Linked DNA regions of Mus musculus: all the other regions are linked to region 1. Evidence: chromatin loops called from intact Hi-C (ENCODE). Cell type or tissue: left cerebral cortex. All regions are shown on one strand.

The links. A loop is a pair of places that touch in the nucleus more often than their neighbours do. Peaks named below come from ENCODE experiments on the same cell type or tissue, not always from the same donor. Only the 100,000 strongest peaks of a DNase experiment are listed, where the experiment ranks them.
Region 2: a loop joins it to region 1, with 2.1 times the contacts of the local background. A loop is called at or near these places in 3 of 42 quality-filtered maps.
Region 3: it touches region 1 in a loop (6-fold over the local background); 29 of 42 quality-filtered maps call a loop at or near these places.
Region 4: a loop joins it to region 1, with 2.4 times the contacts of the local background. A loop is called at or near these places in 5 of 42 quality-filtered maps.

Annotation. Positions count from the first base shown.
Region 1 is chr11:93,964,139-93,972,138 of GRCm38, forward strand. It overlaps Nme1 (NME/NM23 nucleoside diphosphate kinase 1), which reads right to left and starts at 4,134. Exons shown (of 5, transcript NM_008704.3): 1 at 4,083-4,134; 2 at 1,670-1,799. The coding sequence starts at 1,795. Gm35198 (a long non-coding RNA gene) reads left to right here and starts at 4,367. Exons shown (of 3, transcript XR_388959.3): 1 at 4,367-4,523. In left cerebral cortex, CTCF peaks have their summits at 507 (motif pointing right) and 4,419; DNase peaks (open chromatin) are centred at 1,474, 3,423 and 4,324; H3K4me3 peaks cover 1,820 bases; H3K27ac peaks cover 2,691 bases.
Region 2 is chr11:94,273,448-94,281,447 of GRCm38, forward strand. It overlaps Gm38956 (a long non-coding RNA gene), which reads right to left and starts at 4,430. Exons shown (of 3, transcript XR_880146.1): 1 at 3,397-4,430; 2 at 3,238-3,304. In left cerebral cortex, a CTCF peak has its summit at 3,746; a DNase peak (open chromatin) is centred at 3,722; H3K4me3 peaks cover 928 bases; H3K27ac peaks cover 345 bases.
Region 3 is chr11:94,083,412-94,091,411 of GRCm38, forward strand. Spag9 (sperm associated antigen 9) reads left to right here. Exons shown (of 29, transcript NM_027569.3): 11 at 537-588; 12 at 2,836-2,966; 13 at 6,188-6,244; 14 at 7,147-7,320. Among named protein-coding and RNA genes, the nearest start is that of Gm38951, 13 kb to the left of the region's middle. In left cerebral cortex, a CTCF peak has its summit at 3,805 (motif pointing left); a DNase peak (open chromatin) is centred at 3,792.
Region 4 is chr11:94,040,547-94,048,546 of GRCm38, forward strand. It overlaps Spag9 (sperm associated antigen 9), which reads left to right. Exons shown (of 29, transcript NM_027569.3): 4 at 3,026-3,120; 5 at 7,862-8,000. Among named protein-coding and RNA genes, the nearest start is that of Gm38951, 30 kb to the right of the region's middle. In left cerebral cortex, a CTCF peak has its summit at 5,904; DNase peaks (open chromatin) are centred at 3,611, 4,692, 6,165 and 6,256; H3K4me3 peaks cover 3,887 bases; H3K27ac peaks cover 3,028 bases.

The DNA.
Region 1 (8,000 bases):
TATCTGACCTCCTTAAGCCTCGCTTTCCTCCTAGCAACTGTGAGGACAGGAATGAGTAGCTCTCGGAGCTGTCATGAGAGGTGGAGAAGAAAACAGGTACTCACTACTCACCATAGACTACAGTGCTTGATGAATGGCTACATCACTTCACTGTACCTCCAGGACCTAATTCACTATGCAAGCCCACATCTGGCTCTCATTATTCCACCATGTTCTCCCTTAGCATTAACAACAGTCTACTCCTTATACTAAAAAAATCATATAAGGAAACAGGTGGCTGGAGAGATGGCTCAGGGGGGCTGCTCTTGCAGAGGTCCTAAGTATGGTTCCCCCCACCCCTATCAGCTGTCTCACAACTTATAACCCAAGTTCCTGGGGTTCTGGTACCATTTTCTGATCACATGCCCTATACATACATGGTGCACATTACAACAGATAGGCACACATACATACACATTAATACAATTTTTAAAGTTCTTTAAAATGTTTGTATGAGTGTTCTGCTGTATGTACAACTGTAAACCAGAAGAGGGCATCAGATCCCTTTATAGACAGTCATAAACCACTATATGGGTGCTGGGAATTGAACTCAGGACTTCTGGAAGTACACCAATACTCTTAACTGCTGAGCCATCTCTGCGGCCCCTAAATACAAATTTGTAAAAAAATAAATAAATAAATAAACCAACACTGCATCCAGGCACGGTGGTATACCCTATAATCCTGACACTCTGGAGGCAGAGACAGAGGCAGCACTTTGAGCTTGTGGCCAGCCTGGTCTACAGAGCAGATTCCTAGCTAGCCAGGACTATACATAAAAACAACAGGAAAATGATAATACTACTAATAATAATAATAACAACAAGAACAACAACTCAATATTGCAAATCAAATTTAAAATGTTCAAGGAACCAAAATCTTATTGCTTTAATGGGAAAAAAAAAATATTATCCCCTGATACATTTGCATTGGGAATTAGAATTGACCTTTCCTAGGTTTGTCTGAAGAAGGGCTCTTGGTCAGTCGGTCTTTGGCGTTTACTGGGATACTGCTGTCTGAGTGGGTGGTATGCACGGCCTCGAAGCACCTGGGATGACCAGGAAGGATCCGAAGAGTTCCACACCAGTTGTGGCAAATACGTATGTGTAGGATTTCCTAGGACTGTTAGAATTGTTTCCCTTCTCTGCTCTGTCAGAAGAGAAGCACCCCACAAGCAACACTGCAGATTTCTCCCCCAAAGCCCAATGTACCATGCCTGAGTCACGTTAGGCACTATCAGATAATAATCAGTAAAGCAAAGACTTTCTTCCTGACAACCTACTTCGAGGGTGGAGTGTGGGAGTTAGAAGGATGGTCTCTAAAATTATCTTCTTAGGAGGCTAAAGACCAAGAGCTCTAAAACACCCAGAGCTGAGTCAGAAATTACAGCCCTGCAGTAATACGAGGGACTTCAGGCTGGGGCGGGGAAAGAGAGCTTGCTATTTTTGAAAGCTCTAAATGACTTGGTTTGTTCTAAGATTCAGCCAGCAAGCTTAGTCACTGAGAGGGTTTCAGGCTCCAAGATAGCCTACCATGGAGACGTCTAGACAGGAGACAAGACAAGCACAGAAGTTACTGTGCAATGCTCCGCTATGCTCCAAAGACTCAACACAGGCAGAGGTCCACTCACCTGCAGAAACTTCAGACCAACAAGGCGGAACCCCTTCTGCTCGAACCGCTTGATGATCTCGCCCACCAGCCCCCGCTGGACCCCATCAGGCTTGATGGCAATGAAGGTGCGCTCACTGTTGGCCATGGTCCTGTGGATAAGCAAGCAGGGAAATGAAACAGGGCTGAAGAGATTCGCTCATCATGATCCTTTTCAAGCGGATTACCCCCATAAAGCTGGCTTTCATCTACTATGTCTACCCCAAATCTCTCCAGTAAAATCCCAATCCCTGCCCAGCTCATTCACCCACAAATTAATATCCTGAAGTGGGGGAGGGCTCAAAAACAGGAACTGAAATGTTTATTCCATTGATTTAGTAACCTCCTATTGAGCGTCTACTGGGATGGAGCTAAGGAAAGAGATGTAAACTAAGACATACACACACCAAAAAGACAGCACCTTTTTCAGTAAAACAGATTAGGGGATGTTGCACTGGTGTGGTTTTCCTAGGGAAAGCAACATCTGGAACAAGACGGTCTGACCTCAGACATTAAAGCCAGCAAGAGTTTTAGAGCCGAGCGTGGTGGTGCACACCTTTAATCCCAGCACTCGGGAGGCAGAGGCAGGCAGATTTCTGAGTTCGAGGCCAGCCTGGTCTACAAAATGAGTTCCAGAGAAACCCTGTCTCGAAAAACCAAAAACGAAAAAAAAAAAAAAAGTTTTAGAGAATATGTCACGACAACCATCTTTGGTTTTTACAAAGAATGAGATTTCCCAGCCCTGTGCAATTTGGGACACTTCTCAGGATGCAATGAGAAAAGCCAAGCCTGAGGATACATGCCAGTAATTATATCCCTAGGAAGGCTAAGGCAAAAGGGAAAAAAAAAAAAAATCAGACCAGCCTGGGCAACATAAGAGCCTGACTCAAAAAGCAAAGCAAAGCATAAAAAAAGAAAAGAAGGAAGAAAGAAAGAAAAGCAAGAAAGAAAGAAAAGGAAAAAAGAAAAGAAGAAAATGGGAAAGCAAACAAACAATGACTATGTTCTATCATAGATTGGGGAGGGACTCAGAAGGCCCAAGGCCTTATCCCTGCCTTGGGAGCTATTGGCAATTATTGGCAATTAAGGGGGGGGGGGCACTCTTCACTGATGTAGCCATGGGTAAACTGTCCATGCCACAGCAAATAACTCCTCTATCCATCAAGCAAGCAACTCCAATTAAACTCATTCAAACACACACAAACACACACACAGAGAGAAAAAATATAAGACATGAAAGTAGGAGAGAACTTGTTGGAAGAATTCAGGCTAGATGAGAGAGTGTAAGGGGAGAGGGTGAAATGACTAAATATATCACATACATGTAGAAAATTGTCAGAGAATAAAAAGATAAAAACTTGAAAGTCCATTATGTAAGACTAGCAATTAACATTTATTAAATTACATATTATGGGGAAAGGGCAATGAGTATTGTAACTAACCAATGAACTGTGGATTATGAGAAAAACCACAGCCCAATACCTAACATGGGGCATCATCCAGGAAGAAGACACCTGGAGAACATCCATTCCAGAATGTTCCATTTCCAGGGTACACTGCCTCACAAGATGAAAGGAGACTCCACCTTGAAAGACGATACCTAAGAGGACAGCAACACCGGCTCCTGGCTCTGTCTTTCTAAACTTGGGTTCACCTCTAATTTTATACCCTAAGAATGAGGCCTGAGCCAGCTAGACGGCCTAGCAGACCTTGAGTTGTACTACAAGCATGTGTTGGGTCCCACGAACCCGCTCCACAAAATTACCTTCTGGGGTTCACATGTGAGCTAGGGCATGCATGAACCTTTGCATGATCATTTTTGTTCCTGACTTCCTGTCCCTCTCGCCTGCCCGGTCTGTAAGCCAGTCCACCTATCTTTGATACCAAACCACGGGGTCTCGCAGTCAATAGGAGCAAAGAGCAGGCCTTAAGTGGCAATCGCGCCCCCCATAAAGAGAAAGACAGAAGCCACAGACTAGCTGGAGAATGTCTGAAGGAAAGATTATTCAGAAATGGCTGAAACATCCTCTATGAAAGCCTCTGCATACCGATCTCTCTTTCTTTCTCTCTTCACTCACATTCACACACACAGAGAGTGTCATTCATTCATTCAGCAAGCACCACCCGAGTACCAACTCTGTGCCCAACAGCGGACTGGAAAGAGAATAAGGCATAGCCCTGCCGCGAGCCGGACAGGAACTGCGGCCACGGACAAAGGCGAGCCCACGTGGCGTATCAAGCTGACAGGTCTGTACCTGGCCACAGCCTGCCATCTCCCTGCCTGCCATCTCCCTAACACCCCGCGGAGAGTGCACCCTTTAGTGAACGCCCACCTCCCTCCCCATTCACCTAAACCCTCAACTTGTCTCCTTGACTCTCAACTTGACCCCTCTTACCCCTTCAGATGACAAGGCTTTACCGCCGGCTGCGACTGCCCGCACCGGAAACGCTCCCCGGCCTCACGTGGTTCCCCGCAGCTGCTCGCACGGAACCTTTTCGGACAGTTCCGATTCAGGGGAGCCCTTTTAGCGGTACACCGCCGGTCCCCGCTTCTTCTGGGGAGTCGGATGTCATTCTAGGGAGCACTCGCCCAGTGTTTAACTTCCGACACTGGGTGTGGTGTTTTGGATTTTTTTACCCCCCCTGTCTGGCGGCCATCTTCTGTTTCTCCCCTACGGCTGCCTGTGACTCACTTCCTCCGTTCCCGAGAAAATCTAGTTTTTCCCGACAGGTGGCGCTCACACTGCATGAAGTCACAACTAGAGCTTCAGTGGCCGTGTCATTCCACCTTCCCTTCATTCTGTCAAGCAACAAATGTACTGAATCCTATGTGCCGGGTAGGAACATTCTAGAGCCTAGGGTTGAAGTTTACTTGGGAGCTTACTAGTAGGGTTGAGAATTGCGACAATAAAGAGAAAATTGATAGTGAACACACAGTGCAAGTGCTGATAAGAAAGAACAGAGCAGGGGGAAAAAATTAAGGCTGAGAAATCTCTGCAGAAGTGATAATCAAAAGGACCTACATGAAGGGAGAAAGCCCGTTATTACCTGAGAGCCAAGAATTATAGTGAATACCTGATGGTAGGAAACGCGGGAGGAGGGTTTTATTATTGTTGTTATTATTGTATGTAGGGTCTCATTATGTAACTCTGACTTTTCTGGAACTCACTGTGTAGATCAGGCTGGCCATGACCTCGCAGAGACTCCCTCTTAGTCTGCCTCCCGAGTTCTGGGATTAAAGGCATAACCACATCCGGCATTATTTATTTGTTTGCTTATTAAGATGTATTTATTTTATGTATGAGTGCTCTATCTGCATGTATACCTGCAGGCCAGAAAAAGGCATCAGATCCCATTATAGATGATTGTGAGCCACTACGTGACTGCTGGGGATTAAACTCAGGACCTCTGGAAGAGTAGACAGTGCTCTTCATCATTGAGCCATCTCTCCAGCCTCTTATTATTTATTTACATGTACACGCGTATGTCAGTGTATGAAGTGGTCAGTTCCAATGGCGGTGGAGTTACAAACAGTTGCGAGTGATCTGATGTGAGTGCTAGGAACGGAACTTGGGTCCTCTGCAAGGACAGTGTGTGCTTCATAGCCACTGGACCAGCTTGCCAGCCCAGATGATGTGTTTGTTTGCTTGCTTGCTTTTTTTGTTTTGTTTTTTGTCTTTTGTTTTTAATGAAATGGAGGGACTGGGGTGTTGGTCAAATGAGAAGGGCCTTGCCTGATGAATTCACAGCACTGGGAAGGCTGAAGCAGGATCATCAAGACTTAGAGGCCACCAGGATGACATAGAGAGAATATGTCTCTCAAAAAAACAGGCAGGTTAAAGAGCTCTGTGATTTCAAGACAAGCCTGATCTATATAGTGAATTACAGGCTAGTCAGCACAACTTAGCAAAAGCTTATCTCAAGCAAAACAAAGCAAAACAAACAAACAAAAAAGAGTCAAACACACATAGTCTAATTATAAAATGGGCAAAAGACAAGAATAGACTTTTCACAGGCAGAATATGCAGGGGGTGTGGAGGAGGAAAAGAAAAGCTATTGTCTCTAGCTCGGTGGGTAGAATGTTTGCTTGGCATGCACAGAGCCTTAGGTTGAATCCCCAACTTTACTTAGATTGGGTGTAGTTTCACAGGCCTGTAATCCCAGCACATCCAAGGTAGGTCAAAAGTTCAAGGTCATCCTAAGCTACACAGTAAGTTTGAAGTCTGCCTAGACTATAAAAGACTGATTTGAGAAGAAAAAGGGGGGTGGGGGGGGCTGGCAAGATGGCCCAACAGGTAATAGCACTGACTGCTCTTCTAAAGTCCTGAGTTCAAATCCCAGCAACCACATTATGGCTCACAACCACCTGTAGTGAGATCTAATGAGTCAGCTACAGTGTATTTATGTATAATAATAAATAAATCTTTATGCCGGACTGAGCAAGCAGACTTGATTGGAGCGAGTGGGGCTACTGCAGTGAGGAGAGGTCTGAAAAATTCAATTCCCAACAACCACTTGAAGGCTCACAACCATCTGTACAGCTACAGTGTACTCACATCCCTAAAATAAATAAATAATTCTTTTTTAAAAAGAAGAAGAAAGGAAAAAAAAAAAAAAAACCAGACATGGTAGCTCATACCTATGATCCCAGAACCTTCAGGGCTGAAGAACAGATAACCTTGAATTCAAGGCCAGTTTTACTTATGTATGGGTTTCCAGACTATGCATGTGCGCACACGCACACACACACACATGTTTAACTTCATTAGCCATTAGAGAGATATGAATTAAATCCGTGATGAGTTATCAGTACACTTGTAAAGATAGGAAAGTAAACTATAGCAACCACTTTCAGCTTTTGGGAAGCTAAATCAAGAGAGCTAAACATGTAAGGCTAGCCTGAACTACAACAGCAAGAATGTGCCTTAAAGCTGGGTATGATAAGGGCAGGAAAATCAAGAGCTCAAGGTCATCCTATGCCACTTAACGAATCTGAAATCCGCTTAGATTACATAGCACCCTATCTTGAAAAATAAAATTTTTAAAAAGGAGGGGCCAGTGATGATAACACTAAATATTATTGATGAGGTGAAATAGGATTTAGATTATTAATTAGAATTTAAATTATTCTGACTGAAAAAAAATTCGCTTGCTGGCTGAGGATACAGAACATTAGTAGAGCATATACAGAACCCTGAGCCCAATCTTAAAATGAGAAAAAGGAAAATTGACCTGCAGTCCCGGGTACTCGATAACACTAAATATTATTGATGAGGTGAAATAGGATTTAGATTATTAATTGGAATTTAAATTATTCTGACTGAAAAAAAAAATTTGCTTGCTGGCTGAGGATACAGAACATTAGTAGAGCATATACAGAACCCTGAGCCCAATCTTAAAATGAGAAAAAGGAAAATTGACCTGCAGTCCCGGGTACTCTGGATGCTGAAGCAAAAGAATCATGCTAGGTCAGGAGTTCAGGGCCAGCCTAGGAAACAGTGAGAATCTCATCTCTGAAAACAAGGAAAGACCTAGATTATAGCAAAAATTAAATACTGTATTATTTCATTCATGTGGCATTCTTTTGGTGTGGTAGATCAGATCTAGGGTCTCATAAATACTAAGTATATATGCTACCACTAAGCTACATATATCTTCAGCCTGTATAAAACATTGTTAAATAACAAGAAATTGGGAACGAATTAGTGGTTACCAGGAGTTAGGGATAAATACAGGGTACAAATATGTCTCCATAAAGAGGTAATCTAAGGAAATCCTGGAATAAATGATTGGGGGATTGAGACTATGGTGCCCAGGCTAACTCAGTCTCTTGAGTGCTAGAACTATTGGTATGAGCCACTATGCCTAGCCTATTTCAGAAAACATGAGTTGTTGCTTCTGGTTGGTTGGTTAGTTAGTTAGTTAGTTAGTTAATTGTTGGTTTTGTGTATGTGTGGTTTGTTTGGAAACGGCCTCAAGTAGATCAGGCTGGCTCAAGTGTATTATGTTGCTGGCCTAGTTCTGTATCTTGAGTGTGATGGCAATTGCTCAAATGTACATGTTGAAAGGTCGGCTAAGGAACTTTGGGAAGGTCATGAAACACTTGCCCCTCCAGAAGGGAGAGGTTAATTAACACTCCTCAGACTACAGGGCTGGAACTGACCTACCGGTGGGAACACATTCCTAAAGATGGACCTTTGCCCACCTCAGACAAGGGAAGTCCTTGTCACCTCATTCCCTAAAGACCAATCAATTTAAAGGGTGCACTGTTCCGCCAATCATATTGTGCCTAGTTGCTGATGCTCTAGTCCACC
Region 2 (8,000 bases), 310 kb after region 1:
CCCCTTCCTGTCTCCTGTCCTCCCCAGCACTGGCAAACACCAGGGTCACAGAGTCAAAGTGACTCCTGAGCGTGGCTACCTCCTGGGCCACCACTATTACCAGCTTTACCTCCGAGGTGGCAACATTTCCTAACTGGGCCCCTGCTCTCCTTCTCCCCTCCCTGACCCATTTTTCTTGTGCAGACAGGAACCTCCTGACAAACTCAGGTTGCTTCTCCCTGCCCTATCGACTGCTTCAGACAACTATTCTTACACGTGGAATAGAGTCCAGAGTCCTCACCAGATGCTACAATATGCATGCGAACATGCACACTGTCTATCTCTCATTGACTCTGGTCTAGCCATGTAGCCATGTGTTTCGCATACACAGGCTACTGTTCCAAGACTTTGGTTCTTTGCACTGTCCTGACCTGGAACTTTCTTTCCCACCGGTGGGCTTGGCTCCCTCTTTTTCATGAGCTCTCAGTTCAAACACGCCAGCAAGCCCTTTCCTGCCTACCTCATCGAAGAAGGAACAGCACCTTCTTCGGATCATTTTTTTTGGTAGCCCTGCCCAGTGTTGGTTTTCCTGTTTATGAGGTGTCATTATCTCTAAATTGTAAGTGCTGCACGCACAAATCCTACTGTGTGCTGGCATACTCCAGGGACTAGAACTGGGCCTGGCACAAGGCAAGCCTGGCATACACGCTTAACAGGGCAAAAATGAGAGGGCATCCAACAGACAGAGACACTGGCAGAGGCAGATCTACTGGGCACAAAGGACTCGGAGCACGGGCCTTCATGGCAGGTCTCACGTTCTCCAATCCCCCTGTCTCAGAGTATACCACCAATTTCTGCTGTCTCCCAATATGGACTCTGGCCTCAGCCATGGGTTTTCTTTGGCCAGGGAAACATTCACAGAGTTCAGGGAGATAAGCTGAGGCCTTATCAGCTCTCTGCCTCACCGCAAGAACATGCCTGGGCATGCCTGCAGCGGGGATGCAGAAGTCCATTCACAGTGTGGACCAGCCAGTGCACAGGCCTCACCGGCAGGTGTGTGTGGGGTGGGGGTTGGGGGTGGGGGCAAGGACCAGCATGACTGTGGCCCAGGGAAAGGTAGCCAAGTTGAGTCTGCAGGCTCCAGATCCAGGAGACCTGGGAGCTAGGCTGTGTAGGCAAGACTGAGCAGTGTAGCATGAGACTTCATATTGCCTTGAGCCCCAAGGACACACTAACTGAGGGGCCGAGGAAATGGGGAGATCAGTGAAGTGGGACAGGAAGAGGACACAGATTGCAGTGTGAGGTCATTGCTCCTAAGGTGGGCTGAGTCAGGGACAGGAGTTCTGAGTCACTCAGAGGATTCTACCCGCCGGTCACATAGCTCCCCATTCAGGTCCTTCAATCGCATTCCCCCTTTCTCTCCCAAGACATTCAATACTTCTTATTTCCTGTTACAGCTTACCTGTCTAATCCTAGTCATTGCTGTCAAACTTTAAAATTAATTCTCAGGGGCCAGAGAGATGAGAGTACAAGGACCTGAGCCTGGATCCCCAGGCCCCCCGGCTGGGCATGGCTGTGCTCTAATGGTGGGGACAGGTAGATTCCCAGAAATAAGAAGAGAGCAATCAAACAAGCCACTGGTGTATTCCTCTGGGCTGTACATGTGTGTCAGCATTGGCATTTGTGTGCACGCGCACACGTACACACATATAAACAAACAAACAAAACAAAACAGATATAAGACCCAATGTAATCTACATAAAGATTTAAACCATGCCTGAGACAGAGTTCAATGGCCCTAGCCATGGAGAGAAGGCTGGCGTAGGAATTCTCTAGAAGCACTCAACTTGTCTGGGCGGCTTCACCGAGCTTCGTGAGGTCTCTGACCCACATCTGCAAGCGGTACTCTGAGTAGCCAGCTGCCTACGGGAGGCAGGTTGGAGACTGCCTCTTGGCAATGGCAAATTCAGGGAAATTACAGAGGTTGGTGTTTGTTGGTTTTGGTTGCTTAGCAGCTACACACCATGGTGGAGGTGGGGCTAATCCAGAATGGGAACCCCCTACAGGCCAAAGATCCCTCACAACATCCCTACAGAGTTCGTGGGCACTGAACCTGGGCCCCCTGAGAAGCCAGGGCCATCAGAGATGCCATTCATCATGTCCCCAGCAACAGCATCCAGGGGCAACTTGACCCTGGGGGCAGCAGGACGGTCCTCTAGAGTCCTTTCCTGTGGTTCTACTGCAGTCTTATGGGTTCCTGGACAATTTAAGAGATGGGTCTTCTTAGTTTACCTGGTGATTCTGTGGACTGCTCAGTCACCCTTCCAGAAAATTCTCACTGGGCAGAATTAGCCAGCCTGGTTTTCTGCTGTGTACAACCAGTAGCTCGTCTTTGTCTACCTTCTACCCCACCTCACCTCTTAGAAACCACATCCAAGAGCCCTGTCTCCACCCTTCAAGTTACCAGGAGCACAAACAAACCCTGCGGTCCTGGAGAAGATGAGTCAGCCTGTACCAGAGTACCAAAAAACAGGGTAAAAGGTGTGACAGGCTAGTGTTGGAATTGTCAGCCAGGCTTCTTTCTTGGTGTATCATCCTAGCCTGTGATGTATCATAATGCCTTAGTTTATCAAGGCTGTGCTGTGGGAGCTTGACTGCTGAACATTGGAGTTCAGAGCCTTGCCTCAGCAAAACCCCAACCATGGGAGGCATTCTCCTGCCTCACCCCAGCTTCAGCATCTGGGTGCCACAGAAGTTAGGGGACAGAGATACCAACATTCCCAGAACACCCTACACGTATCTCCACATAAACTGGACATGGTGGACTATATGGTTTGTCTGGAAAGAGAGGGACCGAGATAGCCCAGTCCTCCATTTCCTCCTCAAGAGGCTGAGACAAGGTTCTGGGGTCAGAAGACGCTGAGGGTCAATCAGTCTGAGGTCTGGATGGACCATAGACTCCTTGGATGTACCCAGCAACGGTAGACATTGGCAACGATGTATCTGAAATATATAGACATTTGCAAAAGATGCTGAGTGAGGCCAGAGGCCGTCTTTGTAGATGTCCACTAAAACAAATTAGCATCCAAAACCAGAAGCTATCTCCATGGCTCCAACTGGAAGGAGAAGGAGGAGGGACACTTAGAATTCGCCAAGGCAACCTTGAATTTTTCCAGAAAAGAATGCTTTCACGCCATGCAACATGGGAAAAGGAGATGGAGGTGAAAATTTCCATGGACAGAAAGTAAAAACACTCACACGTCTGACTTGAGGGCCTGAAGTCTGCCTCCATTATAGAGATCTCACTCAGGAAACCTTGCTGCCCCTGGTGCCCACGAAGACAAAAGCCAAGGAGGACATGGTGAGTTTTACAGGGAGAGTTTGACATCTAGGTAAAATGACTTTTTCAGTAGGCACCTGGGGTATACCGGGCTCCTGGAATGTGCTGGACACCATGCTCAAAATGAGATGAGGCTCCCCACTCTCTTGGATAGCGCTCAGCGCAGTGGGGATTATCATTTTGCTGACGAGGAAAGCACAGTATAGGGTACTGAATGAAGGAGTCAGACTGCATGCTTCCCATAGCTCAGTTAAATCACGCCAAGCGGCTGCACGGATAGGTTTCTGGGACAACCAGGAATACAGCTCTGGAACTTTAAACCCGAAGGTGGTGTTGGGAGAGATGGGAGGTTCCGGAGGGAAGGGATTTACTAAGGCGCAGGTTCTTGGGGCGAACTCTGGAAGGCGTTGTGCGACCCCTCGTGGATGTGAGAGAAATAACAGCGTGGCACTTCCCTGCGCATGCGTTGCGTCGGAGTACCTAGTTCAGCTGGTACTCAGAGCTCAGCGAGGAGAGAGGAGCGCTCATGTTGTATGGGGTTAAAACCCAACTCAGCTCTGTGACTATTCTAGAGGATCCGGGTCTGGGGAAGGGCATTCTGGGAAGATAGAAGGGAAACAGATCTTCACTAAGTGTTGACTGCCCACGTGGAAATAAGATGCAAAAGTGAAAGATGAGGGACTCATCAGGTAGTGATAACTGCTGCTCAAACCTGGTGTCCTGAATCCGAACCTGAGTCAGGGTAGAACATGAGAAAGGATTCCGGAAAGCTGTCCTCTGACCTCCACAGTCGAAACGAAAACGACATACTCCTTCACACTTACTTGGAGGCTAGAATTAAAAGAGACGGCATATGCACAGTTCAGCCACTCATGTTGGAGGCCAGCAGAGGACTAAGGTCTCTCTGGAGACTGCAGTTTCAAACTATTGCAAGCAGAATGTCTGTAAAGACACCCACAGTGTCACTGTGCCGGCTGGAGGCATTCCTCCAGGGGTCCAGGTACTCGGCTTCCCTCTGAGGGCCATGGTGAAGTATGGAGGAAACCCTCCAAACACCTTTCTTTCTTTCTTTCTTTCTTTCTTTCTTTCTTTCTTTCTTTCTTTCTTTCTTTCTTTCTTTCTTTCTTTCTTTCTTTCTTTCTTTCTTTCTTTCTTTCTTCCTTTCTCCCTCCCTCCCTCCCTCCCTCCCTCCCTCTCTCTCTCTCTCTCTTTCTTTCTTTCTTTCTTTCTTCTTTCTCTTCTCTCTCTTTCATGTGTGTGTGTGTGTGTATATGTGTATGTATGTGTGTGTGTGTATAGTGTGTAGTGTGTGTGTGCCCGCGCTTGTCCTTATACAACATGTGAAAGCATACAGGAGCCTTTGGAAGCCAGAAGAGGGCATCAGAGCCCTTGGAAGTGGAGTTACAGGCCTTTGTGAGCCACCATGTAGGTGCTAGGAACAGAAAGCAGGACCTCTGGAAGAGCAGCAGTGTCCTTTAACTGCTGAGCCATCTCTCCAGACCCCCTTTTTAAAGACTGACTCTCATGTAGCCCAAACTCACTATGTAACCAAGGATGACCTTACACTTCTAATCCTCCTGCCTCCATTTAACCATGAGTACTTGGGGGGGGGGGCGGGGGAAGAGGGCAGCATCTATCTTTTATATACTACATAATTAAATTTTAGAAAGAAAATCATTTCTATTTATTTAAAAATTGAGTATTTGTAATTTGCTGCTCCCAGGATTTTTATCCTATAATGAAATGTGTTCTTTTCTCACAAATTTACAATTGTTAAGTGCATTGGTTAGCACTGTCAGTTTACCAGGATCTAGAATTATTAAGGGGACAAATTTCTGAGCATGCCCGTGAGGAGGTTTCTAGACCAGGCTAAACTAAGGTGTGGAGACCCACCCTACATGTAAGCGGAGATCCCAGAGTGACTAAACAGGAGAAAGAACACTGAACATGGGCGTTCATCTCTGCTTCCTGATTGTGGACGCAGTGTGACTGGCTGCTTTCTGCTCCCACCATGTCTTCTCTACCATAATGGACATCATCTTCAACTCATGAGTGAAATAAGCCCTTTCCTTCCTTAAGTTGCCTTTGCCAGGTTGTTGTTGTTGAAAGAGCTCTGGCTGTCCTAGAACTGACCATGTATATCAGACTGGCCCTAACTCACAGAGATCTACCTACCTCTGCCTCTCCTGGGTGTGCCACATCTGGTTAAGAATTGTTTGATTTTTTTAAAAAAATTGTGAAGCTGGACAGATGGCTCAGTGGTTAAGGCATGTGGTGCTCTTGCAGAGGACCCAAGTTTGAGCCCCAGAACCATCAGAGTGGCTCACAACCGCTGTAGCTCCAAGGGACCCAATGCCTTTGGCCTCTGTGGACACTGTAATCACCTGCCCACACTCACACATAGGCATGCACACATACACATAGTCAAAATAGAAATACTGCTTAAAATGTGCATGCTTCTGTGCACATGTATGGAGATAAGAGAGGGCGTGAGTGTCTTCCTGCCCCCCTTTGTAGCCTCTGTGGAGTCCTTTGAGGCAGGATCTCTTCCTGAACCTGGGGCTCATTTTTTTCCTAGCTCGGAGGGATGCCAGCGAGCCTCAGCAACCCACCTGTGTCTGTCGTCCTCAGAGCTGGGGTTACAAGCATGCCGAGTGCCTATCTTGTTATATGGATGCTGGAGTTTAAACTCTGGTCCCCAAAATTGTGCAGCAAGTGTTCTTAACCACTGAGCGATGCATCTCTTCAGTCCTCAGGGTGGGGTTGGGGGAGTGGAATCAGATGGGATTTTTATTTTATTTTATTTTATTTTATTTTGTTTCGAGACAGGGTTTCTCTGTATAGCCCTGGCTGTCCTTGAACTGAGAAAACTGCTTGCCTCTGCCTCCCAAGTGCTAGGATTAAAGGCGTGCATCACCACTACCCGGCAAGGATGGGACCATTTTAAATGCATGGAAAGAAAGACAAGTAAAAACACTCTCAAACAGAACAAGACAGGAGAAAAGGAAACAAGACACAGAAACAACCTCCAAGATGTTCTGTCAGCTTGGGGACCAGTGCACTCGTCCTTCAGCCCAGCCATCTTGTGCCTAAGAATTTCCCTGTAGAGATCGACATGGGTGTTTGGGTAGACAAGGGTCTGGAAATGTGAGCTTCAATGAGGAATCTGGCAGAGTACATCAGAGCCACACCCTGGAATACTCTGGTGCAGCCCATTAAAAAAGCCTACAATTCTCTACTAGGGCTGAGCTGTTCCCCCTTGGAGGGAATTTGATCAGCCTGTATAGGTTTTCCTTTAGTGAGTCTATGGTTTTTGTGAAGGCTGGAGAATACTCAGATACTATTTAGTTGTTTCAGTCTCGTATCCCAAGAGCCAGGTTTTTGGTTTTCCTTTATCTTTCCTTGTTGTCATGGTGACAAGATACCCAAGATGAAAGATGGATGATACAACTGAGGAAAGATTCCTTTTGGCTTCTGGTTTCAGAGGTCACAGTTCATGTTCATACGGTACCACCACGCAGAGGGGCACTGGAAAAGCAAAGCTGTCCTCATGGCAGCCCAGAAGTGCAGATGAAAGAAGTGACCCCGCCCCAACCTCACCTCAGTGACCCCCTTCCTCCAACTAGGCTCACCTCCTAGTTATCACTCTTATGATAGGCCCATAACCTCTCAATGGCACCACCAGCTGGAACAATGGGCCTTTTGTGGGAAGACTTCTCATCCAAATCCCAATGAGCTAGTATTTTCTGAAGCAGCCAGGTTTCTCACCCCTCCCCTTCTTGTACTGTTTATCAGGTGGGAAACTATGTTGGCCTTGGACTCACTGAAAAGGCCTTTGGGGCTCAGTGGTGCGCATGCGCGCGTGCACACACACACACACACACACACACACACACACACACACACACATATAAAACCTCTGCACAAGTAGTATGGTGTTTGCCACTGGAAACACTGTCTTTATTATGTTATACACCCTACACTATACAATCTGTCCTTGGCTGGGGGAGGGGTCAGTAGAACATTTTCTGCTTCCCAAGGTTAATTGGTACAAACATCCTTTGAAAAATCAGTGTGGACAAAGGGCAGCCACACTGTGCGCTGCTGAGGCTGGGAGTGCACATATGAAGATGGGGGTGATTTGGTGGAGCCGGTTCTCTCCCTTCAGCCTTGGCTGGGTTCAGGAACCCAGGTTGTAAAGCTTGGGGGTGTCTTTGGTGATGCATCTTACCTGCCCATAGACCACATAAAAAAACTTTAAAAAGCAATAATGGTTAAGGAAAAAATGTCAGAAAATCGAAGCTATGAAGGAGAACTGGCTTTCCTGGCTGAGGAAAATCAGCATAACCCTCTCTAGTTAAACCCATGCTGTCTTAGCATGAGTTAGACAAGACACCAACGGGGAGATGAGAGACAGGGAAAACAGGAAAGGTGAATCTCAAATCATCAGGCCGGCGGGGCCATTAATAGAAGCGCAGTGAGTACTGCTGGGTGACTGCGTGCACACATGCACAGGGAACAAATGAGCTGTGAGAACAGTATGGGATGAGTGGAGGTTGCCCTCAGCTGCAGCCCCCACCCCACTGAGCCTGTTTCAACAGGTGGGGTGATTCGGGGTGCTTGTTTATGGCTCACCACACCCTGGCAGGCCAAAGTACATTTCCATACCCATGCTCAGGTC
Region 3 (8,000 bases), 120 kb after region 1:
TAAGGTAAATCTTAAAACAAAAACAAAAAACCTCGTAAGGACTGGAGAGGGTGCTCAGGGTCTAAGAGCACTTGCTACTCTTCCAGAGGACCTAAGGTCAGTCTCTGACATCCACATTCGTCATCTCACAACTGCCTGGTGCACACTGACATGCTCACACACAAATATAAACAAATCTTTAAAAAACAAACAACAACCCTTAAATCTTCCATTTTTTTAAAAAAAATGTATTATTTTCCTCCATGTAGCTTGCTTTTGTTGTTGCTTTCTGTTCCTGAGATAGTCTTACACAACACAGACTGGCTTGTAATTCAGAGTGTAGCAGAGGATGGCTTTGAACACCTGCCCTCAGTCTTCAGCCTCTCAAGAAGTGATAACAGGTTTCCAAGTTGAAGGCAGCAGTCTGCTACCCTTTGGGCAAAAGAAAAGTAATCTTTTAGTGGCAAATAAAACAATTTACCTATTCTTTCATTATTTTTGGAGATGAGTTCAGTTGTAATAATATTATTTTGTTTTTATTTTTTTTTCCCTACTAGAGCTCGTGCAGAAGCTGAAGATGCAAGGCAAAAAGCAAAAGACGATGATGATGTAAGTTTATGATTGGGGACTGTTTTTCTTATAGCTTTTTGATATTTTGGGATTACCTTACTAATACTTATTTTAGAAATAAAGTAAAAGATAGATAGATAGATAGATAGATAGATAGATAGATAGATAGATAGATAGATAGATAGATAGATGCATGCCTTTAAAAGAAGACATGTTTCTGGGTCATGACTAAGCTGGCCCATGTTTCCATATGGTATCCACATGCTGTATTTTCTAGTGTTACATGCTCACTTTTTCTCAGTGGTTCAGTACTCTGACCTGTGTTAGCATGCTATTATTTCTAATTTTTTTTGTTTTGTTTTTGGTTTTTTTTGGTTTTTTGTTTGTTTGTTTTTTGAGACAGGGTTTCTCTGTATAGCCCTGGTTGTCCTGGAACTCACTCTGTAGACCAGGCTGGCTTCAAACTCAGAAATCCGCCTGCTTCTGCCTCCCAAGTTCTTCTGCACACACACAAATTAATTAATTAATTTTATGGGTTTTGTCTGCCTGTTTGTGTGTCACATATGTGCCTGATCCTTAATTAATAAAACAATTAAATTATTTAGATGGGCTTGCAAGATGGCCCAGCATGGAAAGGTACTTATTACCAAGCTTGATGACCTGAGTTCAATCCCCAGGACCACATAGTAGAAAGAGAGAACACACTCCCACAAGTTGTCTTCTGTCCTCCATGTGTGTGTTTCAGAATGCATGCATCCAGACACATACATACATAAATATGTATCACGGGCTGGAGAGATGGCTCAGCGGTTAAGAGCACTGACTGCTCTTCCGAAGGACCTGAGTTCAAATCCCAGCAACCACATGATGGCTCACAACCCTCTGTAATGAGATCTGATGCCCTCTAAAGGTGTGTCTAAAGACAGCTACAGTGTACTTACATATAATAAATAAATCTTTGGGCCGGGGCAAGCGAGACTAGAGTGAGCAGAGGTCCTGAGTTCAGGACCATCAACCACATGATGGCTCACAACCATCTGTTCAGCTACAGTGTACTCATATGCATAAAATAAAATAAAATAAATATTTAAAAAAATAATAAATATGTATCACACACAAAACACATAGACAAAATAAATAATACATGTAAATGTAATTTTTAAAAAACATAGAATATTGCCAAATATATTCTCCACCCCAGAGGAAGTCATGATCCGTTATCGTTTATTTAAGTAAAAAAATAATTTCATCATGTAAATATGTACACATTGTTCTAATTATCATGAACTGTCACCCTTTTCTCAGACTACAGTCACCTCAAAAAAAAGAGTCTCACTTGAGTGATTGTCTTCAGTGGTCTGTGACATGACTGAGGGATTGTCTTAATTGCCAGTTGATAAAGGAGAGCCAAGCCTATTATGGGCAGTACCATCCCTATGCAGACGATTCTGGGCACCATAAGAAAGCTTACCAAGCATGGGCAAGAGAGCAGACCAGCAAGTAACATTGTCCTGTGGTTTCTACTTCAACTTGTACTTAGGTTTCTGTCTTAACAACGAAACACAGAACATTATAGTACAAGCCTGGAATGGAGACTTGTGGATTTTTGGAGTTTGGTTTTTGTTTGTTTGTTTTGTTTTGTTTTTTGTGCCTACTCATAGGGGGTATTACTGCGTTGCAGAATTCAGACCTTTTGTTGTTGTTGTTTACTTTTTTGCTTTTTGAGACAGGATTTCTTTGAAGCCTTGGTTATCTTACAATTAGCTCTATAGACCAGGCTTCTGCCTCCCTAGCCCAGGTATTAAAGGCCTGTACAATACCCACTACCACCCACCACCCAGTAGAATTCAAGTCTTTTGTTATTTGTGGATGACTTTTGTTTGAAGAGGTGGGCTAAATTCTGAGGCAGGAGGACAAAGTAGGAAAACTGCTAAGGTTTGAGCAAAGCTTCTGTCTCACTGTTCCATGATTTCAGTGATGATCTAAAATATACATGCTTCTCTGAACAAAGCAAAACCCTATTATTAAACCTACCTGCTTCCCCAGAAGAAAGCTGAGAAATCAGCAGGAGAAGGAAGTTAACTTGGGCATGCTTTTTGGAGACTTATTTCTGTCTATCTTCCATGTTCATATCCTATTCTCTAGCAATAATTCTGTCTTAATTCTTTTAAAGTCATTGAGTTAGAAATAAGAAATGCTTAAAAACTTCAGATTTGGTTTAAGTGTGAGTCTTAACACCAAATCACATGTAACTTCCCAGAGTGATGTGCTATCCTCTTGTTATAGAGTGACATTCCCACAGCCCAGAGGAAGAGGTTTACCAGAGTAGAAATGGCCCGAGTTCTCATGGAGAGAAACCAGTACAAAGAGAGGCTGATGGAGCTTCAAGAAGCTGTTCGATGGACGGAGATGATCCGGTCTGTATGAGAAGTGCTCTGTTGCTTCCTGCTGTTTCCTTAGATGCATGTGTTCTTCACTGCCAGCCAAACCCTGCCTGAGGGTTCACTAGGAGAAACCTCAGTTGACATTTAGATTAATAATAGAACAAGATCGGGGATGTCCCACAGCCTTAGGTGTCTGAGATAGTACTGGGCCTTGGAGGATAATCTCATAACTTGTAAGAGATAATTGTTGTTACTTAGGAATAATGGTCATTTTTCCAAAAAAAAAAAAAGGAAATAATATTCTTTCTCAATGTCAATTTCACATGCAGTATATGAAAATATATATAGTATCTTCCTATTAAACATACTTATTTGACTGCACCCTTCTTTCTCTTCATGTAAAATATATTTTCCTTTGGCATCTTTCAGTCAATCAAATCTGTGTTTTTATCATTACTATGTTTTAATGGTTCATACTCATGGAGTTAAGTGCCAGTGTGTGCATACAATGCAGTACAGTCAGATCCAGCCTCCTGCTATTCACTCTCCATACTGTGAGCCTCGAGCAATCACTCTTTGCAATCAAGCTGACTTCCTTTTTTTTTTGTTGTTGTTGTTTTTTTTTGTTTTGTTTTGTTTTGTTTTTCGAGACAGGGTTTCTCTGTATAGCCCTGGCTGTCCTGGAACTCACTTTGCAGACCAGGCTGGCCTGGAACTCAGAAATCCACCTGCCTCTGCCTCCCAAGTGCTGGGATTAAAGGTGTGCACCACCACACCCAGCTTGACTTCCTTTTTAAACTCTACTTTTGAGAGGACACATAGTTGTCCTTTATTGGCTCTTAAATCTCAGTGCTGCCATCTAGTGATCATGGTCTTAGTAAGTGTTCCCTCCTTGAATTCAGAAACAGCTATAGAAAAGTTTGTCTGGGTTTGGTGACAATATATGGGGCAGACTCTGGTTGGCCTTTCCTTCAGTCCCTGCTCTACACTTTGTCTCCGTATTTGCTTCCATGAGTATTTTGTTCCCCTTTCTTAGAAGGACCGAAGCACCCACACTTTGGTCTCTCTTCTTTTTGAGTTTCATGTGGTCTGTGAATTGTATCTTGGTTATTCCAAGCTTTTGGGCTAATATCCACTTATCAGTGAGTGCATACCATGTGTGTTTTTTGTGATTGGGTTACTTCACTCAGGATGATATTTTCTAGTTTCATACATTTGCCTAAGAATTTCATGAGGTCATTGTTTTTAATAGCTGAGTAGTACTCCATTGTGTAAATGTACCACATTTTCTGTATCCATTCCTCTGTTGAGGGACATCTGGATTCTTTCCAGCTTCTGGCTATTATAAATAAGGCTGCTACAAACACAGTGGAGCATGTGTCCTTGTTATATGTTGGAGAATCTTTTGGGTATATGCCCAGGAGTGGTATAGCTGGGTCCTCAGGTAGTATTATATCCAGTTTGGAACCTCCAAACTGATTTCCAGAGTGGTTGTACCAGCTTGCAATCTCACCAACAATGGAGGAATGTTCCTCTTTCTCTATATTCTTGCCAGCATCTGCTGTCACCTGAGTTTTTGATCTTAGACATTCTGACTGGTGTGAGGTAGAATCTCAGGGTTGTTTTGATTTGCATTTCCCTGATGACTAAGGATGTTGAACATTTCTTTAGATGCTTCTTGGCCATTCGATATTCCTCAGTTATAAATTCTGTAACTTTGTACCTCATATAGTTGTCTCCTGAGAGGCTCTGCCAGAGCCTGAAAAATATAGAGGTGAATGCTCTCAGCCAACCATTGGGCTGAGCATGGGGTCCCCAATGGAGCTAGAGAAAGGACTGAAGGAGCTGAAGGGGTTTGCAACCCCATAGGAAGGACAACAATGTCAACCAACCAGACCCCCCACAGAGCTCCCAGGGACTAAACCACTAACCAAGGAGTACACATGGAGGGACCCATGGCTCCAGCTGCACATATAACAGAGAATGGCCTTGTCGGGCATCAGTGAGAGGAGAGGCCCATGGTCCTGTGACGGCTTGATGCCCAAGTGTAGGAGAATTCGATGGCAGAGAAGTGGGAGTGGGTGGGTGGGTAGGGAAACACTCTCATAGAAGCAGGAAGCTGGGGAATGGGATAGGAGGTGGGGGGGGGGCGGGGCGGGAAAAGGGATAACATTTGAAATGTAAATAAAATATCCAATAAAAGAAGGTTTTCATAAAAAAAGAAAATATTCAATAAAAAATAGTTTATCCCTTGCAAAACAGAAAAAAAGAAAAGTTTGTCAACTGACTTTCCATTGATTTACTCATATTCTTGAGTTTGGATTATCACATCAAGTTTATACATTGTTTTTAAGTTTGTAAACCCAACCTCCAACCCTTACCTTCTCATACACACATCATTTTTTTGTTGTTGTTTTGTTTTTTGTTTTTCAAAACAGGGTTTCTCTGTGTAACCCTGGCTGTCCTGGAACTCACTCTGTAGACCAGGCTGGCCTCGAACTCAGAAATCCTCCTGCTTTTGCCTCCCAAGTGCTGGAATTAGAGGTGTGCGCCACCACGCCCAGCACACACATCATTTTTAGCCCCACTTGCTTATTAAGTGGCCTACCAGAGCAGTGTAGTTCCAAGCTGTTTTGTGAAAGTTTAGAGTACAGATAAAAGAAACCTTAAAGTAAGAACAGGAATTTATAAAGCAGTATTTTAAAGAGGGAGCTAGAGCTTTGCTTTGCTTTGCTTTGATTGTTGTTTTGTTCTTTGAGAGGTCTTATTCCAAACTGGCTCCAGACTTGCAATCCTTCCACCTCAGTCCCAGAGTGCTGGGATTAGAGTTATGTGCTGTTACACTCGGCCTGAGTGCCAGTGTTGTTCCTCAGAGCCCTACTCTTGTAGTCTAGCCACTTGAAAGATGAAGGCAAGAGGCGTTCTTGAGACCAAGAGTTCAGGGCTAGTCAGAACAGCAGAGTAACTCCTTGTTTCTTAATAACAACTATAACAAGAAAGGGGATAAGTCTTAAATAGCAACCCTGAGACTTATTGGCTATTTGTCTAACATGGGAATGCTCTAACAAGAGTCTTAGCTTCTCGTTTAAGAAGGTCTAGCACTCTATCTAAGCAAGGTTTGACTTAGCAGACTTTCTCATGAAAGGTCACTTGCTTAAGTGAGTTAATATGAGTTAAGTTGGTTCACTCTCTTACATTTCATGAGTTTCTTAGAACACCTATCTAATAATATGTTTGTTTGTTTGTTTGTTTAGGGCCTCACGAGAGAACCCAGCTATGCAAGAAAAGAAAAGGTCAAGCATCTGGCAATTGTGAGTGAGGGCCGGGGTCAGACAAGAGCGTTACCCTGACCTTTCCCAGTGGGGAGGAGATAGCTAAACTGAAGTTCTTCTCTTTAATATACAGCATGCCAACTCGGTAAGGCTGTGCTGCAGGACCCAAAGTAGGCTGTCGTAAGCTGCACTGTGTTGGTTATGCAGTGGCTGGACTCTTCTGCTGGTGTACATAAAACCATGGGGGAAATGGTTCTAAAATTGACAGTCTCAGGAATCCTCACCAAAGGGATGAGGAAAAGTGTAGTATTTGTACTGTTTGGTTAGTTGTCTTGTATGTGTTAAACCTGACTTTGTACCAGAAGTACTGTGTGTTTATTGAAGTTAAAACTTATCCTTTTAAGATTAATCTGTTTACTGGAAGCATAAATGTTTTAAAACTGTGGACATGAAAATAGTTCCTTAAGTTGAGCTTAGAAAATTCATGCTATGAGTTAACTTGGTGATGTGTGTTCTCAGTGTAGCAGACCTTTGTATGCGCTGCACACTAAGCTTTGGCTGTTATCACGGTCATCCCCCTGCTGCTCACTGACCACTGTGACTTTGTCCCACATAGGACCTAGCTAGCCAAGGAGCCTTCGTATTGTACTTGTTTGTAGGAGCTTTCAGTACGCAAGAGCATCTCTTTCATTATGGAACTTGCTTATATCTAGCATTCTAAGCGGTAGCTATTCCCCCGAGTGTCCAAGTTTGGTTGTGACTGACTGCTAAGGCGATAGTATAACCATAAAGCTGGTTTTGCTAATGTCTAACTCACTGCCTTGTAAAGTTTTGAAATTTTCTTGATTATAAAAATTTATGGAAAATTGGGGCTTGGTTTTCACAATGCATGTAATAATAGACATATCTGTGGGTTTTGTTTGCCTCTTTTATTTTGTTAGTTTCAGCCGACTTTTTAGCTCTTCAAGTAATGCAACAAAGAAGCCTGAACCCCCTGTTAACCTGAAGTACAACGCCCCCACCTCTCACGTGACTCCCTCCGTGAAGAAAAGGAGCAGCACTTTATCTCAGCTCCCTGGGGACAAGTCCAAGGCATTTGATTTCCTCAGTGAGGAGTAAGTATGCTGTGTCACTCTTACTAACTCCTCAGGAACTTGTAAGAGACTGCAGCCAGGCACAGTAGCTTATGTTAATCCTGTACTCAGTGCTGAGACAGGAGAATCATCACTAGTTCCTTGCCAGCCTTGTCTGTATAGACAGTTCAAGGCTAGCATCAGCTGTACACATAAACTCTGTCTTCAGAACAAAGGGGACCATTTTGTGTGTTGGAGTTATGGATAGAAATGGGAAGAAGAAAAAAGAAGGATGGCTTTCTATAGTATAGATGGATGCTTTTAAGTAAATTGCCCATAGAGCTTAGCAATGTAATTTTAAACCAATGAAAGCTGAGGCAGGAGGATTATAATTTTTAGGTCATCCTGGGCCACAGAGTGAGACTCTGCCCCAAAATGAGTGAGTGAATGAATGAATGAATGAATAACTTGTAGCCAGTGTTTCTTATGAAAATTGCACTTAAGGACTAGTGAGCTGGCTCAGCAGGTAAAAGTGCTGCCATCCTTGATAAACTGAGATCCATTCTTCGGACGTATATATTGGAAGGAGAGCACGCTCTTCTGGCCTCTGACGGCACTAGGCATGCACATGGAATACAGACATCCATGCAGGCAAAGCACTCGAAACACATAAAACTAAAAGAATTAAAACTAAATTTAAAAAAAAATCAAAAGAGGATATA
Region 4 (8,000 bases), 76 kb after region 1:
TGAGACGGTTTAAGCACATTCTTAGTGTTTTCTTAGGCCAACTTATCATTTCTCCCTATTGTACACTTTGAAATTTTTAGAACGATATTCTAGGGTGATGTACCCAAAATCCTATGCCAGTTTAGTAACTTCTTGTTAAATCTGGTCTTTCTGATTCTATGATTTTAGGGTTTTTTTCTATGCCGTGTGTGTATGTACCTGTGATATGTGGTGTGTGTATGGGCATTTTTGTCTGCATGTATTTCTGTATACCATTTGTATATCTAGTGTCCATGGAGGCTAGAAAATGGTGTCAGATCCCCTGGAACTGAGAGTGCCTTGTGAGTGCTGGGAATTAAACCAGGTCTTCTGGAAGAGCCTCCAGCACTCTTAACTACTGAGTTATCTTTGCCATTGTTTGAAACAGGATGTCATATAGTTCAGGCTGGACTCAAACTTGCTTTGTAGGTGAGGATGGACCTTTAAACTACTCATTCTTACCACCAATGCCAAGTGCTGAATGCTCTAGATGTTTTTCTGAGATGTTTTTCTCATGAAATCTCACTGGTTTTAAGACAATAGTTTTGAGAACTGTATGTAGAAAGATTCAAGGTGACTACAGAGTCTGTGCTCCAGTCCAGTTGTTTTGCTTTTTGGTTTTGTCAGTGCGGAGTTGGTCTTTGCTGTGAAGACAACTCAACCAAGGGCAGTCTGTGCCTGTCCTAAACAACAGTTTTTCAGACAATACAGTTGAATCCTTGATGAGTCCAGCTCTTACAGAATTTACTTCTAGCTACGTGAATTAATTTGCTTACTGGGGAATTAGTAGCTTATCTGAGATGGAGGAGGACTAAAACTAGTAGACTTGGTAGAACCTCGTATAAAATAGGCCCTGGTCTACTCTCACATCTTTTCTCTATCTGAATGTTGGTCTTTCCCCTCCCTCCATCACTCCCCCCATTTTTAAAATCATAAGGATAATGTGAATTATTTAAAAATTTTTACGTGCAATGTATTTTTTATTCTGTTTGTGATATATAGCTTGTTATTTTAAATATATCAGGAAATGCCTTAGGGTGTGGGATTTTCTTGTGGGTGTGAGGAAGAAAGGACAATGAGTTCATTGCTTGCCTGGAGAGTTAACTAAAAGGCCAGATGCATCCTGCCTGGGTCCTACAGCATTTAACTACTCAAGTAGCTGCTGCATCAATCAGATTTGAGTCCCAGCTTTAAAGCTAATGATGGAAAACATTTTATTGTTAGCTATTTTACTCAGGCAAGTTATTTTCTCCTGTACCTGGGGATTATCTGTAAAATTGTGATATAGTGAGGGTTAAATAAAGAATATTTCTGTTAAAGTGGTTGGCATTCAGTATGATAGCTGCTGTTTTTCCTGTTCCTCAGTCCTAGTAAGGGCTACTGTAGTGTGGTCTGTGTTTTCATATTAGACTATTTTGGAATGCCAGGATATTATCTCTGTAATCAGTCCTTTGAAGGTCTCAAATATAGTTTTTTTCTGAATTTTAAATAAGCATTTAAAATAATAGAGAATCTATTTGGATGTAAAATTGGTTCTATCTATACATTTTGCTTATTAATGAATTACTTATAAAGGCAATCTGAAGGAGGTTTCCTTTTTAACACTCTTCCATTTGAACAAATCACCTCTATTTGATTACTCTATGGATGTGAGAACTCAGCTAATGCTTTCTAAGGCCTTTCTGACATCTGTATTTGCATATGTTAGGTCCAGCATTCGTTTTGCTGTATTAGTCTCAGTTTATTATTTTCTTGATACAAGAAGAAAGCAGCTCATTATTCCTGATTTGCTGACACAACCAAAATCTTTTTAATGCAAAATTCTTAAATTAGTATGGAAGAGAAAATAGACATTTAAATAAAACTTGTAAATATCCTTGTGATTCTGTATTCATTTCTCTTTACTGTTAACAGTTCTCATTTTGACTTTTGACTAGCCTTTTTTTTTTTTTTTTTTTTTTTTTTTTTTTTTTTTTGGTTTTCTTTGTGTAGCCCTGGCTGTCCTGGAACTCACTTTGTAGACCAGGCTGGCCTTGAACTCAGGAATCCTCCTGCCACTGCCTCCCGAGTGCTGGGATTAAAGGTGTGTGCCACCATGCCCTGCTTATTTTTTTTTTTTAAGTTTTATTTTTATTTGTGTGGTGTGTGTGTGTGGAGGCCAGGTGTGAGTTCCCATGGACGTCACCTAGATTTGAACTAATGTTTTTTAAAGATTATTTTTAACAACCCCCTTCTCTTTCTGTGTGTGTGTGTGTTATATGTCAAGGTCAGAGTACAACTTGTAACTTTTCCTTTACCACGCACAAGAGCCCTAAAGATGAAGCTCCCATCATAGTCAGCTTTTCCAGCATATGATCCTTATCTAGGACTCAGAATCAAAGACATTTCTAATTTTTATTTTCTCATTTTAATTTTTATTTCTATTAATTTGTTATTATTATAGCTGATTATATTAAATATTGATTTTAGTAAATTAGCACAGGAGAAAGTAGTTTGAAATTCTTTCAACTATAAATCTACAGAAAAAAATTAGAAATACTATCTTTCAATTGAAATTTATTTTTATTCTGGTAATTACTATTAGTATGGAAAGATGAATATACAGAATTTTTCTCAAGTTTAGCATTAATTTTGTTGTTTTCCACTTAAGTTCACAGGTTTCTCAAATGCTATTATTGTTAATCAGCAGTCTCTTAGAACCTCCTACCAAAGTCTATATACTAATTTGTATTTATACCAATATTTTTCATTTAATAATATCACATATTTTACAAAATTGCTATGCAATACAAAGGAAGATAGATATTAGCTACATTTACTGATGTGTCTTAACTGTGAGCATTTGCTATTTCTTTGCTACCACAAGTCTTTCATCCTTAGGATTTATTTCTTTACATGAAATAATAATCTTGTAAGAAAGTTGTGTCAAAATGTTTCCATTGTTATAATTCTTTGTTTTATTTTAGGTGATAGTCTTAAATTTTCTATTTTTTCTTCCTTAAAATAGATGATCCATAATTATATGGAACACTTAGAAAGAACCAAACTTCATCAGCTCTCAGGGAGTGATCAACTAGAGGCTACAGCTCATAGTAGAATTAGGTAAGCTTTGTTATATACACTTTTGCCTAAGAAAATGTGGAATCAATAATCCGTCTTTTTGTTTCTATTTTTCCTGTTTTTCCATCTGAGAACAATATTTAGTCTGCTTCCCCAAAATCTGTACAGGAAAGGAAAAGAATAGTTTGCAAAAATAGAAATACCATTTAAAAAGTTAAATTATGAGCTTTATAAATTATAAGCAACATAGTGCAGGGTTTTAATTATTTTCTTGATACTTGATGGGCATTCAGAGTAGGTTTGAAATTTTCCAGTTTGTGGGTATGCTGAAATGTTTCATTTCTCCCATATAATTGGTCCTTTTTGTTGCACAGAGGCATGTTTAAAAGGGTTAGCCAGCCATCTGTTTGATGTAGGAGTGTGAATAAATTATGTAGATCGCTAGGTATTGTAGCCAATGGGCTAAGCCAAGACTCTTAGTGGCGAGGAACGTAGTTAATAGGCTGGCTCTCTTCTGGGTTGCTGCATAAATGCTAGGAGCTGCAGCTCTATGGTTATGAGGTGGGGGGAGCGGAATGACGTCATCGCTTGGGAGCCGCTGCAGGATGGAGTGGAAAGCTGCTGCTGCTGGCATTGTTTTTGTGGCAGCAGCTGAATGACAGATCCTCACTACAAAGATACCCTTTTGGCCCCTGTGTAGGCCTCCTGGTTCGGACATTTCACCATGCCAGCACAGCGCCATGAATCCTGGATGCATGCTGCTGTTTGTGTTTGGCTTTGTTGGCGGGGCGGTGGTCATTAATTCTGCGATCTTAGTATCTCTCTCTGTTTTGCTGCTTGTGCACTTTTCTATTTCTACCGGGGTGCCAGCGCTGACGCAGAACCTACCAAGGATACTCAGGTACTCTGTCCACTCTCTCGGAAGCTCCTGCTTCACTGGGGTTTTTTTGTTTGTTTGTTTGTTTGTTTTTTATAATTCTTAGGACCATGAGTCTGCTTTGTAACCATTTCTGCTGCAGATTCAAACAATGGAAAACGGCCTCGAGCTAGGATGTCTATTAATTTGTAGGTTCCTAAATGGAACTATGTTTTGTGTTTGGAAATCACAGACCAAAAAAAAAAAAGGATTCTCTGTTGTACAAATATAAGGTCAGCGTGGTCACAATGCTGAAGAGTAAGGAAGCACAAGAGCCCAGTACCAGGTCGAAGTCTGTATAGAGCTCTGGATTTAGCTTCCGAGTATCGAGGGACAAATGGCTTTTATGCTTTGTATTGCAAATGGTTGGCCACAGAATGTAGGTTTATTTATTTATTTATTTTTCTTTGAGTTATCCTTTGCCTAATGTAAGGTTTGATGTCAGTTTTATAGTTTGAGTAACAGCTATGGAAACTGATATTTTCCTGCTACTATAAAATATATTTTAAACTAAAAAAAAAAAAAAAAATCGAAAATCTTAAGACAAGACTAGAATGCCTTCCCCTCCGTTATTTGCACATCAAAGTTGTGAAAGCTTCACAAAGCCTATTCACTATTGTTTGGTCAGACGGTGCCCTTTCTTTTCTTTGTACTCCTGGGTGACAAATGCCCATTCCTGCTTGTGGGGGTGGTCACCAGGCTGCATGCTTAGCTGCTGTTCTCTGCGTGCAGCCAGTGTGAACCACTTTCCAATGCCTAGGGATTTGCTGTCTTGTCTTCTAACTCATAAACTCAAAGAATCTGATCTGCTCAGATTTCTCTTTTGTACATGACTTGAAATTAAGATTCATAGACTATAACTAATTAGTATCTAAGTGATGATAAAATATGTTTTAATGGTAATTCTGATTTAGGCAAGAAGAATGGAAGTAGCTCCTTTCTTTCATGTGATTCTTTTTATTCATAGGCCAGCTCATGTTTAATTTTTAACACTCAGAAATTAGTTTTCTCGTATAGTCTAAAACTAGGTACTTGATCATTTATTTTCTTTCCTAATTATATTTGTTTTTTCAAACAAGTCATGTAGCCTAAGCTAACCTTGAACCCCACAGGAAGTCTCCTTCTCAGTGCTGGAATTACATACAGTTCTCTGCTGGGTTCTTTCCTGATGTATAAAATTGAGAAACAGTCTGACTATTTTGTATATGTTAGTACCTGAAAGAGTTGTATACAAATCTATGTATATTTAGGATATAAGGAAACTAAAACTTGTAGGCTTAAAAATATGTATAATATTAATATGACTAATATTAAGGGCTGGCTTAGGCTATGCTGGAGAAGTATTGCCATACAGTAACTAAGACTTTGGAGTTACCTTGTCCCATATATGCAGCCTTTGGTGATTTGTTTAATCTCTTAGGTTCCTTCTCTTAAGGTATTTTACCTCAGTGACTGATTTTAAAAAATCAAGCGAGCTATTTTTTGCACTTCATTACAGTTGCAAAATATATGATCCATTATATAAGTAAGTCATTTGTGTACCTCACATTTTTAGTAGAAGTGACTTTTAATCTTAGTCCTGCTGGTTACTAATATATAAAGCCTTAGAACATCATCTTCCCTATTGTAAAATCTGGAAAAGCAGTCCTGTTTCCTGGTTGGTTAGACCAGATAAAGCACATCAGTTTATCTGGCTCAGTTCTTTCAGGTATAGCCAAAAGGCTATCTGAAATACATATTTTCAAAAATCATTAGTACACATAAGCTGGTATTTAAATAACCAACTAAAAATCAATATATACAACTGAAGCTACTAGCTAGAGACTATAACAAGATTCAGACACTTGTCAGCCTTGCTTCTGTTAGGGAGTCAGTGGCTGGACAGCGAGAGCAGGTGCTTCAGTGTAGGGACTGAAATCTGCCACTTGGTATTTTTCTACAGGTTCTCCTTTTTTTTTTTTTTTTTTTTGGTTAACTTTTCTGTGATTTTTATTGAAGCATATAATACAAACAGCATCAAACATGCATGACAACAAAGCTCAAGACTAGTGTTTGCCTTTCACGAACTTTGTTTTGAGAGTAGAATATTGTCAGACTTATGTAACTGCATCTCTTGCCCCCATCAGCTATCTAATTGGTCAGTCCGCAGAGGAAGAAGCACATGGTGATGCTAATTTTCTAGATCTGGAGCAGAGAAACTCCAAGCATATTTGACCCCCTCCTAGAGATCTGTTTTTCTCAAAAAAGTGATAAAAGCAAAATAGAGAGTTGGGCGTATAGATGGAATAGGAAAGGAAGCTTGGGTTTAAAGAAGACTGCGCACTCCATATGTGTGGAAAGGAGTTTATGTGGGAAGATGGTGCCAGTGATGGGCTTGTATCTCAGGAAATCTGCGCTATCTTCCTAGCTTTATATTAGATAGACTCTGATTAAATTCCTACTTGCTTCTCCCTTAAGGCATGAAGGCTTGTTAGATAAAAGTCAGATAGTAGTTTGGGAATTTCTGTTCCCAAAGTAAGTTTTTCAAAATTGGGAATAGACAGCAGGCTAGCAACTTTTCATTCTGTTAACTAAAGGAAACCAAAACACTTGGCTATCATTTAATGAGAAAAAAAGAGGATTGCAGTTTAAGAACAAAGAAGCAGAAATGATGTAGTTTAAAGTAAAAGCTAATAAGTCTCAAGAAGAAACAAGTTCTATTGCCTGGAAATAGAAACGTGTAATGTGCAGTATACTCTCTATTAGGAAAAATAAAACTCTTTGTCACTGACTTGTGAAATAGCTGACTAGTGTTTACTTGTTTCAGATTTAGATTTATTTACTACTTATTGGAGTATGAATGTGGAGGTCAGAAGACAGCCTGTAGGAGCTGGTTCTCTCCTTCTGCCATGAGGGTCCTAGAGACTGAACGCAGGTGTCAGGCTTGGTGCCAATTGCCTTTATCCACTGAGTCATCCCTCCACCTTCTTTGTAATGTTTTGGAGACAGGCTCTAATGTAAACAGGCTGGGCTCTATTGTGCTTTGTGTACAAGGATGACCTTGAACTCCTCCTCCTGTCTATCTCCTACGTGCTAGGACTCCATCACTCCCAGTAAAGAAAGACTTGGAAAAGAGCTGCTCTTTTTTCCTAACAGAAGTTTTCTCATCTGCACTCTGCCTAAAAGAACTACTGTAATATGATTTGTAGAAAACCAGAACTTAAATAAAAATGTTTTGGATTTTTACTGTTGAATAGTATCCCTGTTTCAAAGAGTATATTCATTTTCCTCTAGGCAGAAAAGGCCTACTGTAAAAACACTGTAGCTTGAGGAAGTGGAAAACTAGGAACAGGGACTGGGGAGGCCTTTGCCTGTTCCTTATGACCACTAACCTCCATGGCTAACACTCAGCAGCTCTTCTCCATGTTTACCACACCAGACCACCATCAAGTTCTTGGCAGAGGCAGCTGTGGTAATGCATGCCTGTACTCTCAACATACAGCGGGCTAAGGCAGAGGATCTCCAGTTCAGGGTCAGGCTAGGCTAAGTTCTGAGACCTCACCTATGAACAGCTCCAAACTTGGCAGGTGAAAACAGTGTCTAAACAGTTTTTCCACACTTTTCTTAACTTGTGGAGCCAATGTAAAGCTTTGAGGCTGTTTTTTCTCTTTGGTATATACTTATTTAGGTGTGCGTATAGGATTATGTAGGAGAGCTGATTGCAGATTGAGAATAAGCTTTCTACAGCCAGGGGAGACCCTGACCTTGTTATCCCCTTGCCTCATCTTCCAAAGAGCTGGGATTTTTCTATCCACAGCCCAGGCTTAAAATCACGACAAATAAAAAACTAATGAGAATGTTTCATTTTTTTCTCCCCTCTTCAAATAGAAAAGAACGTCCTATATCATTAGGGATTTTCCCTCTACCTGCTGGAGATGGATTGCTTACACCTGACACTCAGAAAGGAGGCGAGACCCCAGGATCAGAGCAATGGAAATTTCAAGAATTAAGTCAACCACGTTCTCAT